Linked DNA regions of Homo sapiens: region 2 is linked to region 1. The links are chromatin loops, found by intact Hi-C in ENCODE. Cell type or tissue: PC-9. All regions are shown on one strand. Each heading gives the region's core, and the rest is flanking DNA. Links, peaks and the distances in the headings are about the cores only.

Region 1 (7,900 bases), core at 1,572-6,571:
CCATAAACTCATTGTGTATTCCTAGACAGGTCTTTAACTTCATCAGTGTGTTGTTTTTGTGAAGTGCAAAATAAAGATAGTGATAGTTTCTGCTGTAGCCCTCATAGGGACATTGGGAAGCAGTATAAGAAAAACTTCAGCAACATCATGATTATTGATGCTAATAGGAAAAATAAATTCATGTAACCCATAGAGAATCCAGGTCAATTGTATTTCCTCTTGGAAAGCAGTTTAACATGTAAGCGTTCAAAGATGTGATTCAGATAAAAATACCCAGGTCCATAGTGAAAGATGTTTTTCAGTATGTTACTTATGGTTTAGCTACTAGCCAGGGAGGTGGTAGCCCAGAGAAGGCAAACCACATACAGATCACCTGGAGTTGATTATATGAGTCTATGCTTTTGAGCTCTTTAGGCAACACATTCTCATTCCTGTCATTATCAGTTGAACCTCCATGCCACACATTTCTAAGAATTAAATGCCTAGATGGATTAAATGTAGTATGTGAATGTTCTATGTAAAAGCCAATAGAGTATACAAGTGACTTGAATGATTTTTCCTAACTTGTTTGCAACTGATAGCTCATATTGAATGTTTTTATGTAAACTTTGTATCGTTGGGAAGAATTACCCAATCAGAGATTTATATTTTCATAAATGTTACATTTAGTTAAATTTTGTTACAGAGTTGTTACACTAGAAAATTATTTCAGTCTTCAAACAATATACAGTCTTGTGTATGTATTATTTGTATGAATAAAAGATAAACTACTTAGATTGGCGTGCTGTTTTTCTCCCCCATTTTTGGCAGATGTGATTAGAGACCTTCAGTAATAATAATAACTGTTCATGCTTACTGCTTATGTTGCACCAGGCACTGTACTTGGAGCTTTGCATGTACTAAGCCATTTAAACTTCACAACAGCCCTGTGAAGTAGGTACTGTTAGCATTCCAAATGTATAGGTAAAGAAACCTAGAAACGGGTCCAGGGAGAATAGCTGAACAAGATTTCAGTGCACTCTCAGTGTCTTTTTCCTTAACTTTCTCAAAGTACATCAAAACAGAGCATTTAGTATCTAGTAGGCACTTAGAGATCAATAATGACCTGCAAGGTGTTTTCTAACTTGCAGGTGGGAGACTGGGCTAGCTCTGAAGATCACTGAAATTTGCTGCAAACTCTCACGTTTTTCAGGTATACAGAAATAGTTGATGAATTCATTAATAGAAGGATGGGGAGGAAGGAGAAGAAGGGTGATGACTGAGGAGTTGTCTCTCTCATAAATTCCCTTTGCGCGAACGAGCAGGACCAAGGGGAGCCTTCCCACATGCCCTTTCTTCCATCTCTTGCCTCTTGGATCTGAGAATCCACACACGCACCAAAAAATATTTTTAAAAAACAGAAACAGAGGAGTATTGGTGAGCTTAAGTGATGATACATAGGAAATAATCTGAAAGCTAGTATCTAGTTGTCATGAAATAATTGTTCTCAGAGAAACTTTAATGTGTTACGAAAATAAATTATTCTGGTTTATTGCCTGCATCACATGGCTGAGACTAACGTGTTCAAAATTTACCACCACTGAAAACAATTCCATTACTTACAAAGGGTAATATCTTTAGGTTGAAAAGGCTAAACCCCTCTCCTTTTAGTTCTCAAAGAAAATGTAGAGAAGTTAATAAATATTTGCAAAAAAGCATTTCAAATAAATAGAGTTTGTTTAAATATCTTCTTTCCTAGAGCCAAGAACACAACAGTCAACACTGTATGCTTGCTATGCCCAAGGCATTATGCTAGATCCTGGAATGATTTGAAAAGTCACGCATGACTCCTGCCATCCAGAACCCTACAGTCTAGAAGAGACACAGCTAAACCAGATGAGACTGATTTCAAAGTTAGTAAGAGTGAGAGCCAGGTGCTGAGGATACACTACAGAGGAGCAATTAACACTACCTGAATATCGAAAAGGTTGACCCAGAGGAGATAGAGCTGAGGCTAGAAGAATAATTAGGACTTAGCTGTCAATGTCAGAGAGACATTTCAGGTAAAGGAAGCTGCATGAGCAAAAATGGGCATTGAAGCATATTTCAGGCGACTTCAAATGCTGTTGGGATTTTAGACTTTATTCAGTAGTCAATAGTGTCACTGAAAGCCAGGGGCCCAGCCTAGGTCCTGTTGCTCACTACACAGAAAGCCAATCACTAAGGCAATGAGTATTGTCAGGGAAGAAGGCTTTATTATGGGTGATATCAGCCAGAGACAGGAGACAAGACTCAAATCTGAATCTCCCCTGGCTAAAGTTGGGGTTTATATGGGGGGAGAAAACAGGCAGGGCAAGGAAGAGGAGTTGCTCAATAGGCAGCAGGTGTCTAGCATCTCACTGTAACCTCCTATAGGAAAACAGGAATTAGGGAGGGTTAAGGAAGAGGAATTGGTCAACAGGCAGCAGGTGTAAGTTTCTCAAGCTTCAGTGCTATGGGCATTTGGCTTGTTGGAAAATTGCGCTGGTTTCAACAGGGAGCTGGGAAAAAAAGTTTTGGGGAAGGGCAGTTACTTTGTCAGATGGCTTTCAGATGGAAAAGATCAGAAGCTGGGAGACCAGTAAAGACCATGGCCATGATCTCAGTTAGAAAGTGTTAGAACCTGATCTTAGAACCTGCTTAGAGTAGGGGCAATTCAAGATTTATTTCAGGGCTTAATGGATAGAGGTGTTTGATGAAGGGGAGGGAAAACTCAAATAATTCCAGTTCCAATTGGAATTGAGTAGATAGAATTACAAATGTAAAGTGAACAGGGGATGAAAGTGGGGGAAAATCACAAAACAAACTTGGACCTAGAGAGTTTAAAAGTAAGACATCCATCTAGCCCATTAGAAATAGTCTATCTATCCCATGGAGAAAACTCAAATAAAAACCCACTCAGTTCTTTCTTTCTCAGTAAGGAGATTGCAATGGATTGCAAGGAGCCCTTACTGCAATGCCTAATATGGTGTGGGGAGTTTTTTGGGCTATAACATAAACGGATACCATAATGTTTTTAATGTTGTTTGTTTTTTAGAACTCTTTCACAAATTTGGAACCATGTTGATAAATCCACTCAAAAAAATTAGCTTTCCTATCTTTCATGACTCATTGGCTGGGAACAATTTACATGTCAGTGAAAACATGGGCACACCTAAAAAATGAAGTGAATCATGGTGTTTTCACCCTGGTGTGCATCAAGAAACCATAGGTTTTTCTTCCATATGTTTTACAAGGGCCCCTCAGATCTCAATTTGGCATTCCAAGAGATCTGCAAGAAGTACAGATTACACGTTGTATGGACACATGGAGGGTTCAGTTTCAGTGTATCAACATGACAGATTACATAAAACTGGTAATCTAGGGATACAAATAAAAGCAGCACCTCTAGCTTTATAGAATGCCAGCCCTTACTATTTAATAGATGAGGGGAACTTCGCCAGCTACCTGTGCATATTCAGAGCAACGGTTCGCAAACTGGAGTAGGTACCACTTGCTAAAACACAGATTTCTTCACCCTCCCTCCCCAACTATTTCTGAATCAATACGTCTGGGGTGGGTCCCAAGAATTTGCATTTTTACTACATTCTCTCAGATTATGCCGATGCTATTAGTCTAGGAACTGCACTTTAAAATCTAAGGCAGGCTGGGGCGCGCGGTGGCTCAGCTTGCAATCCCAGCACTTTGGGAGGCCGAGGCGAGCGGATTGCTTAACCTCAGGAGTTCAAGACCAGCCTGGGCAAGTTTAGGAGAGCCCACCCCCACCCTAGTCTCCACAAAAATAATAATAATAATAGTAATAATAATAATAATAATACAAAAATTAGCCGAGCATGGTAGCATGAGCCTGTAGCCCCAGGCACTCCAGAGGCTGAGGTGGGAGGATCCCTTGATCCCCAGAGGAGGAGGTTGCAGTAAGCTGAGATCGCATCACACTCCAGCCTGTGTGCAACAGCCAGACCCTGTCTCAAATAATAATAAATAAATAAATAAAATGAAACCCAATACAAATACCAACCCCTTTTTCGACAGATAACCTACTTGATAAATGTATCAATATCCTGTAGACAATTAAGTGTCGACTATAAGTTGGACATGAGTGCCGTTCATTGTGACAAAGGATGTAAAACCACATATAACTTCCTGCAAAAATCTAACACTTTACAGCGTGCAATCCCAGCACTGCAAAATTAGAAGGATTCAAAAAATGGAGTGTTCAAATTCTCAAAAGCCTGGCAAATATCATGTGAATGGGGCTGGCATCATTAAAGTAGATACATTGAAAACCCAAGGACACTATGTCCATCCTTAGATAATACTCTGTCCAGATGCCTCTCCAATATCCTATTTTATTCTCTTGCTGGATGAGTTGAAAAGAAGAGAGAAGAGGGTAAGCTAGGTGGCGCAGTTGCTTAACACTTTTTTTGGCAAGCTCAGCATTTGCTTTGGAGCACAGGTGAAAAGAATGTCCAGTCCTTAAGCAGAGTCAGTTCTCCACCCGCCTTAGGTATATGGATTGTAACAGCTACGAATGTGGAACTCAGTAGATTGGATGCAGTCTTGTGGCCAATGCCCTAAGACCTCAGGAAAAGAAAGGGATGGAGGGGGAGTGGGTGAGGAGGGGACGGGGAACCAGGAGTTCATTGAACTCCCCCTGGGGCCTTTAGGGTGCAGGCGAGTGTGTGCAACTTCCCTGGTTTTTATCGTGGTGGTGGCGCCCCCGCTGTTTCTAGGTCCATGTAGCTCATACAGGGCTGGCCATGGAACTCACAGCAGGTCTAGGCGGCGAATGCCAGAAATAAGGAGGAAACTGAAAAATGCCAAGTTCTCGGGGTTTGGGAGTACACAACTATTTGCCAGCGGGTGCATTTGTTTTGTGTATCCCCGTACTCCAGTCCCTTGATCATAGGAAGCTCCCTTCTCTCCAGCGCAACATTGGAGTAAGCACCCCGGAGTTTCCCGTGATGGCAGGCGGTTGGCGCGGTCGTTTGTGCTCAGAGGCCAACAAGCGCGTGGATTTTCTGCTTCAGTGCGCCCGGGACTGCCACCCCGGCCCCGGGGATGTCGGACATCGTACTCCAGGGTTTCGAGCCCTAGCCCCGCCGCATCCTCGGGGCGTGCAGGTAAAGGGTTACGCGTGTCGGGAAGGCTCACCCGCAGCCCGGGCCACGTGACGCGCGGGCCCAATGACAGCGCTGGGGCGGCCGCTGCGAGCTCGGCGGGCTCAGGGCAGCGCGGAGCCGCTAGCGTCTCCCGGCGCGGCTGCCCGAGGCCGGCGAAGCCATGGGCGCCGGGACCCCGCCGCCGCCGCCGCCGCCGCCGTCTGGCCCCAGGTAGGGACAATCCCCCGCCCCGCGCGCGCAAAGAGGGCTTTAGTCCTGCGGAACTTGGCTTTGGGGCGAGCTTTCCCCCACTTCTCTCCGAGTCGCCTACTTTTAAGTTTAATTTCTTGATTTGCTTTTGCCCTGAAAAAAAAAATTAGAGACGCAATTCAAAGTTTGATGACTTCGGGAAAAGTCACGTAATTCAACAAAGGGGCTCTAAAAGGGGCAAAACTCGGGTGGGGGGAGGCGGACTTTTACAGATTCCCAAAACCAAAGACCAAGGCGTTTGTAAAGCTTGGCGTTTAATTGGTTGTGTGAAACATTTTTGCTTTTAAATCCCTAACTAATGAACTTTCAACGGTGCATGCGAACTTGAAAAAACTGCAAGAGATTTTACCTTAGATCTGTGCCCTCCTCCCCCATTTTAAGTATGTTTTTTAATAAAAAGGAAATGGAATGTGACCTCTGCTGTTTCTTTGAAATGCCCTTGGGTCCCGGTATTTGCCCCCCAGGGGTGCTGGCGGCCTGGGCAGTGGGTAGGGGTGGGGGAAGAGGTCAGGGTGCCAGGAGGCCTCACGTAGTGAAAAGAGGGTGCCAGGTGCAAACAGTTAAATAGTCACAAACTGTTTGCTAAATATTTAATAATTAGGCAAGCATCTCCCAGCTTGGTTACTTAGGTTGCATTGACCTTGGCAGCCCTGATGAGGCGAGATTTTCACAAAGTACTGGTGAAGAATTTTTCCGGTGATAAAAGGCAAGGATCAATGCTTTTTACCCCAGCATGGCAATTGACCTTAAAAACAAAATTAAAACTCCCTGTGATGACTTAGTACATTTTATGTTACTTTCCATGGCAGCATAGATACCTGCCCCATGATGGATATTTGCCCTGTGAATTTAGAGAAAGTTTGTGCTCCAGAGGTGGTTCAAATCATTGAAGAATAGGGCGTTTATTTTCTTCCTGTCACTATTTATGGGAAAGAATTACGGATGGTCCTTCTTGCCCTGGTTTGTGGATGTCCTTGGTGGTTGCAATCAAGCAAGCTCTTATGAGGAATAATATCTGGAGAAAAGAAGAGAAGCATTTGAGAGTTGAATGAGAAAGAAATGGAAAGCGGTTACTGCTTTTAAACATAATAGAGTCTATATTTGTTGCCTACCCCTCCCCCTTCCCCATTTAATCCTTCAGTTGATACTATTTTAGGAAGGATAAGACAGATGTTAAAGATCATAGACCACCTTACTGGTCCCAGCTGTGAAACACTGTCAGGAGGCAGATAATTGAAACAAGGTACATAATTGAAACAATTTGAAGCTCAAAGGTAAAGTTAAGTTCTGGAGTTATTTGTATTTCCCTAAAGTGTGAAGAGTCAGCTAACAGCAAGCTGCCTGGGTCACTGAGCAGAAATGGAACAGATGCTGAGACAGGAAGGGAAGGTGTGGCTTACTTCTCTTCTTGGCCCATTCTGTGTCTATCCTCTGATCCTGCTCCGTGCATTTATTCAGCAAGTATGATCTTGGTCCTCAATGGCTCCGGAGATTTAGATAAATAATGATACCTAAAGAGAAATAGGGCCAATCTTTCCTGTGTTTCAAAGAGCTTTTTGGATATCTGGGATTGAAGACAAAACCTTGCATACCAACTCAACACGTTCCATTATCCTAAACATGGAATGATTCCCTTGACGTCCCACCCAGACCCTCTCTGAGCCGGAAATACAACCTGGCTAAGCTCCGGCCAGAATCCATTTGCAGCCCAAGGGCAGAGCACAGGTAGGGCCGGCCCCTTTCCTCCTAGAACAGCCCGCTCTTGGTGCCCGGAAGCCCATTCACGGTGCTTCTTGGAATAGACGCCAGTTTCCAAATAATTGAATACCAGCCTTCCAGTAGCTAGGTTTCCTCTCCCTAGACTGTGTTTCACATTCCCCTAGTTACACAATTTTTCTGGTAACCCTGAATCTTGGGATCTTTTACAGTCTTGGTTAAATAGTAACTAGTACCTATGTCCTGCTTTTCTTTCTTGGTCATTAGGCAGATTTTCTTTTTGGTCATTCTTTTTGGTCATTAGATTACATGCTTACAGAGAGACTTTGTAGGTGTGTAGAAAAGAGTTGAGTTAAAGGGGTCATCCTAGGGGAAGCCGACTTGGAGTCTTCACCTATGTGCAGGTCAGATGTAGTCTTTCTCGAGTGCCTGCTCTTAACCATTGAGCCATCCTGTGTCTCCAGTTGTAGCCTTTCTTACTCTGACTGCTATTTAAGAGAATAAACTGAAAATGAAATCGCTCATCTACTTGTACCCTTTTCACCCGAGAATATCATAGTCCCACAGAGGTTAGTTAAAATCTTCAGGACTGTAGATTATCAAATAATCCTTTCCTAAAACATACGTAAAACACCAAGCCAATGAATACGTGTCCTGAAACAGAAAATTAAAACTCTGACTCAGTGTTGTCAGGCATTGTAGAAAAGATGTTCCAGAGCTGCAATGAATATTAACAAATGACAAAAGGAATATTGTATCTCACTCAAACTTTATCAGAAGTGCTGAACTCTGTT
Region 2 (7,900 bases), core at 1,900-6,899, 76 kb after region 1:
ACCAGGGCCTCACCACAGGGCTCCTCATGCATCTCCACAGCATGGCAGCTGGCTTCCCCCAGGGGGAGCAACGGGAGAGACCCTTAACAGAACCTGCAATGCCTTTCCTAACCTGCCTTGAGAATATCACTCCATCTCTCTGCCATATTCTATTCGTCTCACCACAACCCTGATTCACTATGGGAAGGGGATTATACAGGGATCTGATACTAGAGGACAGGAATTATTGGGGCCCACTTGGGGTACTTAATAACCAAGAGTGGTTATTAGGTGATAATTTCTTATGTGATAGTTTCTTATGGTGTACTGCTTAGTAAAGACAGTGCTTTTAAAATGAAGTGTAGGTTAAATAGACACCCTCATCCCAAGTGCCTCTAAAGCAAATAACTGAGGTGATGTTGAGAAAGGCCAAAGCGGTAATCACTTACGGAGAGTTCAAGAAGTGTAATGCGCACAGTGGGTTCTGGGAGGACCCTGGGTACTAGAAAAGGGAAGGGAAGGGAAGGGAAAAACCAAAGGATTTCAGCTTCTCTGACGATTCAGGGTGTCCAGATTTAAGATGGAGTTATTTTAGGCACTGAATTGACAATTCCAAAATTTGTGCAGTCCGAAGAAACTAAAACTGAAAATTAGAGACAAAGCAGTTCTTTATTTCAACCCTGCAAACGTGTGTATGTTTCCTCTGGGATAGGAAAGGGACATCAATGGGTCAGTAATGCAGAGGAGGAGAACTGAAAATGAAGGAGTGGCTACCTGGGCTATGTACATAATTGTTTTTCATTTTTATAGCAACCTGGTAAGTAGGTATTGTTATCCTTATTTAGTGTGGAAAAATTGAACCTAAAGGATTTACAGTCAGCTACATAGCCAATGTGTGAGGGCCAAAATTGCACTTAACTTCAAAATAGGTCTTTACACCATTTAAAAATCAAACTAAATTGGATCAAGTGTAGATAACAGTAGCTACAGGGAAGCATGAGGTGGGTGAGAATTAGCCACTCTCCAACGTAGTCCCTGCCAGGATATAATGAAAGCAAGTTTCAGACTAAATTCTCCACACACATACTTTTAAACTGTATTAGCAAGGAGGCCCTAAGCAATTCATCAGTCCGTTCTGTAAACATTCATGAAGTCTCAAGTCTTTATTCTTTTAGGTTCTTCTACCACCACTCTGCAGAAAATATATTGCAGTCAGCTTAACTATATTCCCCAATAGGATTCTACTACCCTTAAATTCAGCATCAGGCACCAGAAATCATATAATCCACCAGCAGGATACAGGACCAATCCAGCCTCAGGCAGCACACCAAAGGCTTCACTCGATGACTATTCCCTGTTCATACAGGGTCAGGGAAGCCTATTTATACCTTGAATCTCATAAGTAGTGTCTGTTTTTAGAATTTATTTTTCTGATCAATAAGCCATTAATTTCATCAATGAAAACTCATTTCTGCCATTCATTAATTCATATCTTAATCAATGGACAGTGGAGTTGCATTTATTAACCAGTACTATGTCTGACCTTCCTGATTAGATACTAGCTGTTCACTCCTAAAGTGTATATTTCTGACTACCCCAAGGGTTTAATAAACAAAAATCTACATTTGTATCATACTGTTTATGATGTAGTAAATTATACATGTCAAAGCAAAGGACACAAGCAAATCCTTAGCCCAGACACTAGATGTAGCGGGAGCTCAGCTGAAGACTGAATTACTATCGCACTAGAATTCAGCACCATCTTGTTTTGTGCTTTAGTTATCTAATTGCTTCGTGTGTTGGATTTGGCTTCTTAATCAGATTATGAAATTCTTGGAAAGAGAGAGTTATATACTGTTTATTCTTCTACAATAGCTAGCACAGTGCTAGATACATATAGGTCTAGAATCAATCATTTTTAATTATTAAAATTCATAGTAATACCTTACAAACACTTGGCCCGTAGGATTCTATAGTTGCTTTGAGATTCTAAAGTACCTCAGTGGACTACAAACCTTAAGAAATTGCCTGACTGACTTGAGTGATGGAAATGGTATATTTTGTGTAGATTTTCTCATATCAATTCACAGCTTTGTTCTAACAATTATTAAACTTCATTGGGATAAGCATAAAGTATGAACCATAATAAACAATCATGCACCTCATAACGATGTTTTGGTCAGCTATGGACTGTATATGTGACAGGGATCTCATAAAATTATACTGGAGCTGAGAAATTACTACTGCCTAGTGACATCATAGCACACCACCTTACTCACGTGTTTGTGATGATGCTGTTGTAAACATACCTGCCGCACTTCTGGTCTTATAAGAGTATAGCACATACAATCATGTATAGTACATACTTGACAATGATCATAAATGTCTGTGTTACAAGTTTATGTATTTACTATGCTATACTTTTTATTATTTGAGAGAGTACATCTTCCACTTATTTAAAAAAAAAGTTGATTGTAAAACAGCCTCAGGCAGGTCCTTCAGGAGGTATTCCAGAAGAAGACATTGTTATCATACAAGATGATAGCTCCATGCATGTTATTGAACCTGAAAACCTTCCAATAGGACAAGATGTGGAGGTGGGACAGTGATACTGACAATCCTGGCCGTGCGTAGGCCTAAGCTAATGTGTGAGTTTATGTCTTACCTTTTAACAAAAAGGTTTTTTTAATTAAAAAAAATTAATTAAAAAAGGAAAAAGTATATATAATAAGACTATAAAGAAAGAAAATCATTTTATACAGCCACACAATGTATTTGTGTTTTAAGCTAAGTGTTACTACGAAAGAGTCAAAACGTTTTAGTAATTAAAAAGTTTATAAAGTAAAAAAGTTACAGTCAGCTAAGGTTAATTTGCTATCAAAGAAAGAAAAATATTTTAAAATAAATGTAGTCTAAGTGTGCAGTGTTTATGAAGTCTCCAGTAGTGTCCAGTAATAGCCTAGGCTTCATATTCACTCAAACTCACTCACTGACTCACCCAGAGCAACTTCAGTCCTGTAAGCTCCATTCATGGTAAGTGCCCTATCTAGGTGAACCATCTCTTAACTTTTATACCGCATTTTTACTGTACCTTTTCTCTATTTATGTTTAGATACATAAATACTTTTATGAGCCGGGCATTGTGGCTCACGCCTGTAATCCCAGCACTTTGGGAGGCCGAGGTGGGCAGATCATGAGGTCAGGAGATTGAGACCATCCTGGCTAACACAGTGAAACCCCGTCTCTACTAAAAAATACAAAAAAAAAAAAAAAATTAACTGGGCGTGGTGGCGGGCGCCTGTAGTCCCAGCTACTTGGGAGGCTGAGGCAGGAGAATGGCAGGAACCCAGGAGGCGGAGCTTGCAGTGAGCCGAGATCGCACCACTGCGCTCCAGCCTGGCGACAGAGCAAGACTCCGTCTCAAAAAAAAAAAAATACTTTTATGTTACAATTGCCTAAAGTATTCAGTACAGTAACGCACCATACAGATGTGTATCCTAGGGGCAATAGGCTATACCAGGCAGTCTAGGTGTGTGGTAGGCTACACCATCTAGATTTGGGTAGTACGCTCTGTGATGTTCACACGACAAAATCACCTAATGTTGCCTTTCTCAGAATGTGTCTTTGTAGTGTGACCGTACAAACATAAATACTGATATCTGGCTTCATTTCAAAATTTTTTAAATTGAGTTTGTCCATTTCCACTGAATTTAATTATTTCGAGCACCAACTCCAGGAGCAGGAAGTTAGCACTGGGCTTGTTTTTATTCTGAGTACTGCTTGAATACTAATAGTTGAAAAGTATTGTAATATTTGACCCTGAAGAGCTTTGACTCAGGGATTTTGTGTTGTCATTCACATCCTCGGCAAGGAAAGGTATCCAGCTCCTACTATTTAATATGTAATCACGACATCTAGTGCTCACTGTTTGGTTTTGTTAAGCAATAGCTGTGAGCCACAGAGCCAACCTGCAGCCGCATCTCACCCAAGAAGGCCCAGGGCTGTGTTTTCAGTTTTGCTTTTAATGATTGCATAACTGTGTGAAGTTCTAAGACACTGTTGGGATTTTAGCCTTGGGATGACAAGCCTTTGGGGCACCTCTTTGGGGTAAAGAAAGAAGAACTAACAGAAGAGCTTCAGTTTAAGTCTGATGAGGACAAACGCCTGGCACTAGGTGGGTTTTAAAAATCCTTGAAAATTTTTTAAAAACTAAAAAAAAAGCCAGCTCTTTTGCAATTGCCCAGAGAGAGGAGGACACCCATATTGATTGATGCATTGTTCTCCTAGGCAGGAATCGTCCCACTATAGTCTGCGGTAGCAAGAGTTCAAGGGTTAAAGTAGGAAGACTGATCCCATAAATGTAATTTGCATTCCTTCCAAATTCACATACAATTGTATAGCAGTGAGTATTTAAATTTAAAAACATTATAGTTTAAGGAACTTTTCTCATGAACAGTTCTCCTAGTGTACATTATGTAAATTCTACCACCAGAGAAAAATTCCTGCTTTGTTCCGGCTTAAGCTTGGTACATATATACAAACCCATACTATTACTTCAGAAAATTCAACTTAGGTAATCTGGCTCAATACTCATGGTTAGAGATTTTAACTTTAACAACTTAACAATATTTGGTTTATCATATTTGTGCTTTTATTTCAATTTAGAATGTTTTCCAGCCAGAAATCTAGCTTTAAGTTTTATAAAGCATGATGACACAGCAGCTAGAACTCAAATCTCTAAATGGAATTATGCTAAATTTAACAATATGTTACCTAAAGTCCTTATGCCTTAAAATGTTTCTAGGCTAAATTCTGCAATTTCCCTGGAAACATATTGAATTGTCTTCAATAATACATTGCATAAATATATTTATCCTACATCTAGGTACTTCAAATTATAAGCTAGTAAATCTTGTAATATTTCTAGCTTTAAGACTCGTATGTATTTCTTCCTTTGTATTTTCTCCCCAATCATATGATTATGTACTATTGATGCTATAAATATCTTATATTTTAAGGTTAGGCTAATTCCCAGTGGCTCTATTATCCCACCTGTGCTTGCAACTCAGTATGTGATGAAATTGCCTATGACTTATCAATTAACCCTTGGTGTCCCTAGAATCCAAAATAAAGAATAAATGTATGTAAAAGGATAATTGGAGACTTAGAATCTCTTCCTCAAGATTTTATCTGGTTAATGACTATCACAGGTGGGCTGTTCTTTTTATTCTTGGAAGAACATACTCTATTCCGGAGGGGAAAATATCAAATTAGTTCAGCCTGCTACCTGCTCCCATAGAAGATGGGGGAAGCTGGCTCTTTCATCGGTGTTTTCGTCTGTAGCCGCCCCCTTCCCCAACCTTGAGTTGATTTAAAAGGATGGAAGAAAGTACCGTGCTACCTCCAATGCTGTCATTCAGTGTTCACCCCAGGCAGTGTGCTAGACACATTCCTGGACTAAATCCTTTAGTTCCTTTAAGACAACAAACCTATAAGATAGGTATTATTATCTCGATTTTACATATTAAAAAATAATGTAAGCCTTTTTGTATTTGCATTGTTTTGCTTTGTTCTTTAAATGTCTGCTTTAAAAAAAGAAGTGGGGTAGGTAAAGGATCAAAAAAGGCCTGGAATCCCAAAAGTAATGATAAATGTTCTAAAAACTCTTTAAAACTTTTTATCTTCCATCTAAACAGGATGCATCTGTTACCCATGCTAATTACACAGAAGGCATCTGAGTCTTCCTAACTTCTAGCACGTAATAGACAACCTGTGATTCCTAACATTTACTGTTGGAATTTACCCATTGGATCTTTTCTATTATAAATTTATCTTCACTTTTTTGTTGTTGTTTTTCCAAGAAGAGGTGAAAATAGCAATGCCGGCTGGGCATGGTGGCTCACACCTGTAATCTCAGGACTTTGGGAGGCCAAGGCCGGTGAATCATTTGAGGTCAGGAGTTCGTGACCAGCCTGGCCAACATGGTGAAACCCTGTCTCTACCAAAAGAATATAAAAATGAGCCATGCATGGTGGCGCACGCCTGTAGTTCCAGGTACTTGTGAGGCTGAGGCACAAGAATCGCTTGAACCCAGAAGACAGAGGTTGCAGTGAGCTGAGATCATGCCCCTGCACTCCAGCCTGGATGACAAAGTGAAACTATGTCTCAAAAAAAAAAAAAAAAAAAAAAAAATGCTTGGGAGCCAGGTAATACTCAAAGAAGAATGATTGCCACTGGGCTTTTCTCAAACCCACTCATCTGTCAGTCACGTTTGAAAATTATTTCTCAGGTCAGATACGGTGGCTCACGCCTGTAAGCCCAGCACTTTGGGAGACCTAAGCGGGCGGTTCACTTGAGGTCAGGAGTTCAAAACCAGCCTGGCCAACGTGATGAAGCCCCCCGTCTCCACTAAAAATACAAAAAATTAGCCGGGTGTGGTGTGGTGGTGGGCACCTGTAATCTCAGCTACTTGGGAGGCCAAGGCAGGGGAATGGTTTGAACCCGGGAGGCAGAGGTTGCAGTGAGCCGAGAGAGTGCCACTGCACTCCAGCCTGGGCGACAGAACGAGACTCTGTCTCAAAAGCAAAGAAAAGGGAAAAAAAAACTGTTTCTCTGTTAAAGGAAAGGAAGTAGCTCACCTGACTGACATATATGTGTCCAGAAATGAAATCTTTACAGTGACCTGTTACTGTCTTAATGATAAACATTGAATTATTGACATCTACTTTATCTGAGGCGTTATCCTAGGAACTTTATATGCGTTGTCTGTAATCCTTATAGCATCCCTCAGAACCACATTCTTCCCCTTCTACATCCTTCCTTCTCAGGTAAGGAAACTGAGGATTGCCTCAAAGTCACATGACTATGGTAAAGACATTTTTTTCCCACATGCTTATGACTAAATGTTAGTACTCGCTGGAAACTTCATACCAGACATCCCATACCCTTTGGACTGATTAACTCATAGCAGGGGAACTTGGGCCTTAGAGTCACTGTTAATTGGAGGTTAGTGGTATGTGGCTGAGAGAAAATTGTCTGGGAAATGCATTTGCCCTTCAAGCTCAGAACCCAGAAAGCTTTTGTCAGAGCCAGCCAGGACTGGCTGCAGGATTTTGGAATTTCAGAAATTTTGTGAGATTTTTATAATATTAAAAATTAAAATATATTAAAGTATAATTAAATAAATCATATTAAGGATGAAGTAGGTCGGGCATGGTGGCTCACGCCTGTAATCCCAGCACTTTGGGAGGCCGAGGCGGGCGGATCACGAGGTCAGGAGATCGAGACCATCCTGGCTAACATGGTGAAACCCCATCTCTACTAAAAATACAAAAAATTAGCCGGGCGTGGTGGTGGGTGCCTGTAATCCCAGCTACTCGGGAGGCTGAGGCAGGAGAATGACGTGAACCCGGGAGGCAGAGCTTGCAGTGAGCCAAGATAGCGCCACTGCAGTCCAGCCTGGGCGAAAGAGCTAGAATCTGTCTCAAAAAAAAAAAAAAAAAAAAAGAATGAAGTAAAGAAATACTCAACACTCGTCACTTCCTAAATATTTTACTATTGTCCATGCTTTGGAGGTAATTGACATCTATTATATCTGTGTTGTGGAAATACTATGTAATGGGGTGCTACCATACATCCTTTCCAACTTTATGTTCAGTGACTTAACATTGCTAGCTTGAAATTAGCTATGGCAGGAGCATTTACACCATGGAAATCAGCAAATATGATAAATCAATGCTTGATTTATCATTTTGTTGCTTGTCTACAATTAAGAATGAAGAAATTATTAATGCAAATTAAACTTAAAAGTGTGTTAAGTCTACAGCTGCTACATGGGAAAAAGGAAATTTTTCTTCCAATATTCAAAAGCTATTATCTGATTCACCAAAGAATTTGCTCATGTCATTAACAAATGAGTGTA

Evidence for each region. A loop is a pair of places that touch in the nucleus more often than their neighbours do. Peaks named below come from ENCODE experiments on the same cell type or tissue, not always from the same donor. Only the 100,000 strongest peaks of a DNase experiment are listed, where the experiment ranks them.
Region 2: it touches region 1 in a loop (9-fold over the local background); 9 of 110 quality-filtered maps call a loop at or near these places.

Annotation. Positions count from the first base shown.
Region 1 is chr4:37,448,690-37,456,589 of GRCh38, forward strand. PGCKA1 (PDCD10 and GCKIII kinases associated 1) reads left to right here and starts at 5,236. Exons shown (of 4, transcript NM_001104629.2): 1 at 5,236-5,351. It overlaps LOC124900691 (a long non-coding RNA gene), which reads right to left. Exons shown (of 3, transcript XR_007058098.1): 2 at 6,791-6,901; 3 at 5,628-6,405. NWD2 (NACHT and WD repeat domain containing 2) reads left to right here. Exons shown (of 7, transcript NM_001144990.2): 7 at 1-774. In PC-9, for the core only: CTCF peaks have their summits at 4,437 and 4,649; DNase peaks (open chromatin) are centred at 4,462 and 5,192; H3K4me3 peaks cover 1,812 bases.
Region 2 is chr4:37,524,428-37,532,327 of GRCh38, forward strand. All of the region lies in intron 1 of PGCKA1 (PDCD10 and GCKIII kinases associated 1), which reads left to right. Among named protein-coding and RNA genes, the nearest start is that of PGCKA1, 74 kb to the left of the region's middle. In PC-9, for the core only: a CTCF peak has its summit at 3,827; a DNase peak (open chromatin) is centred at 3,914.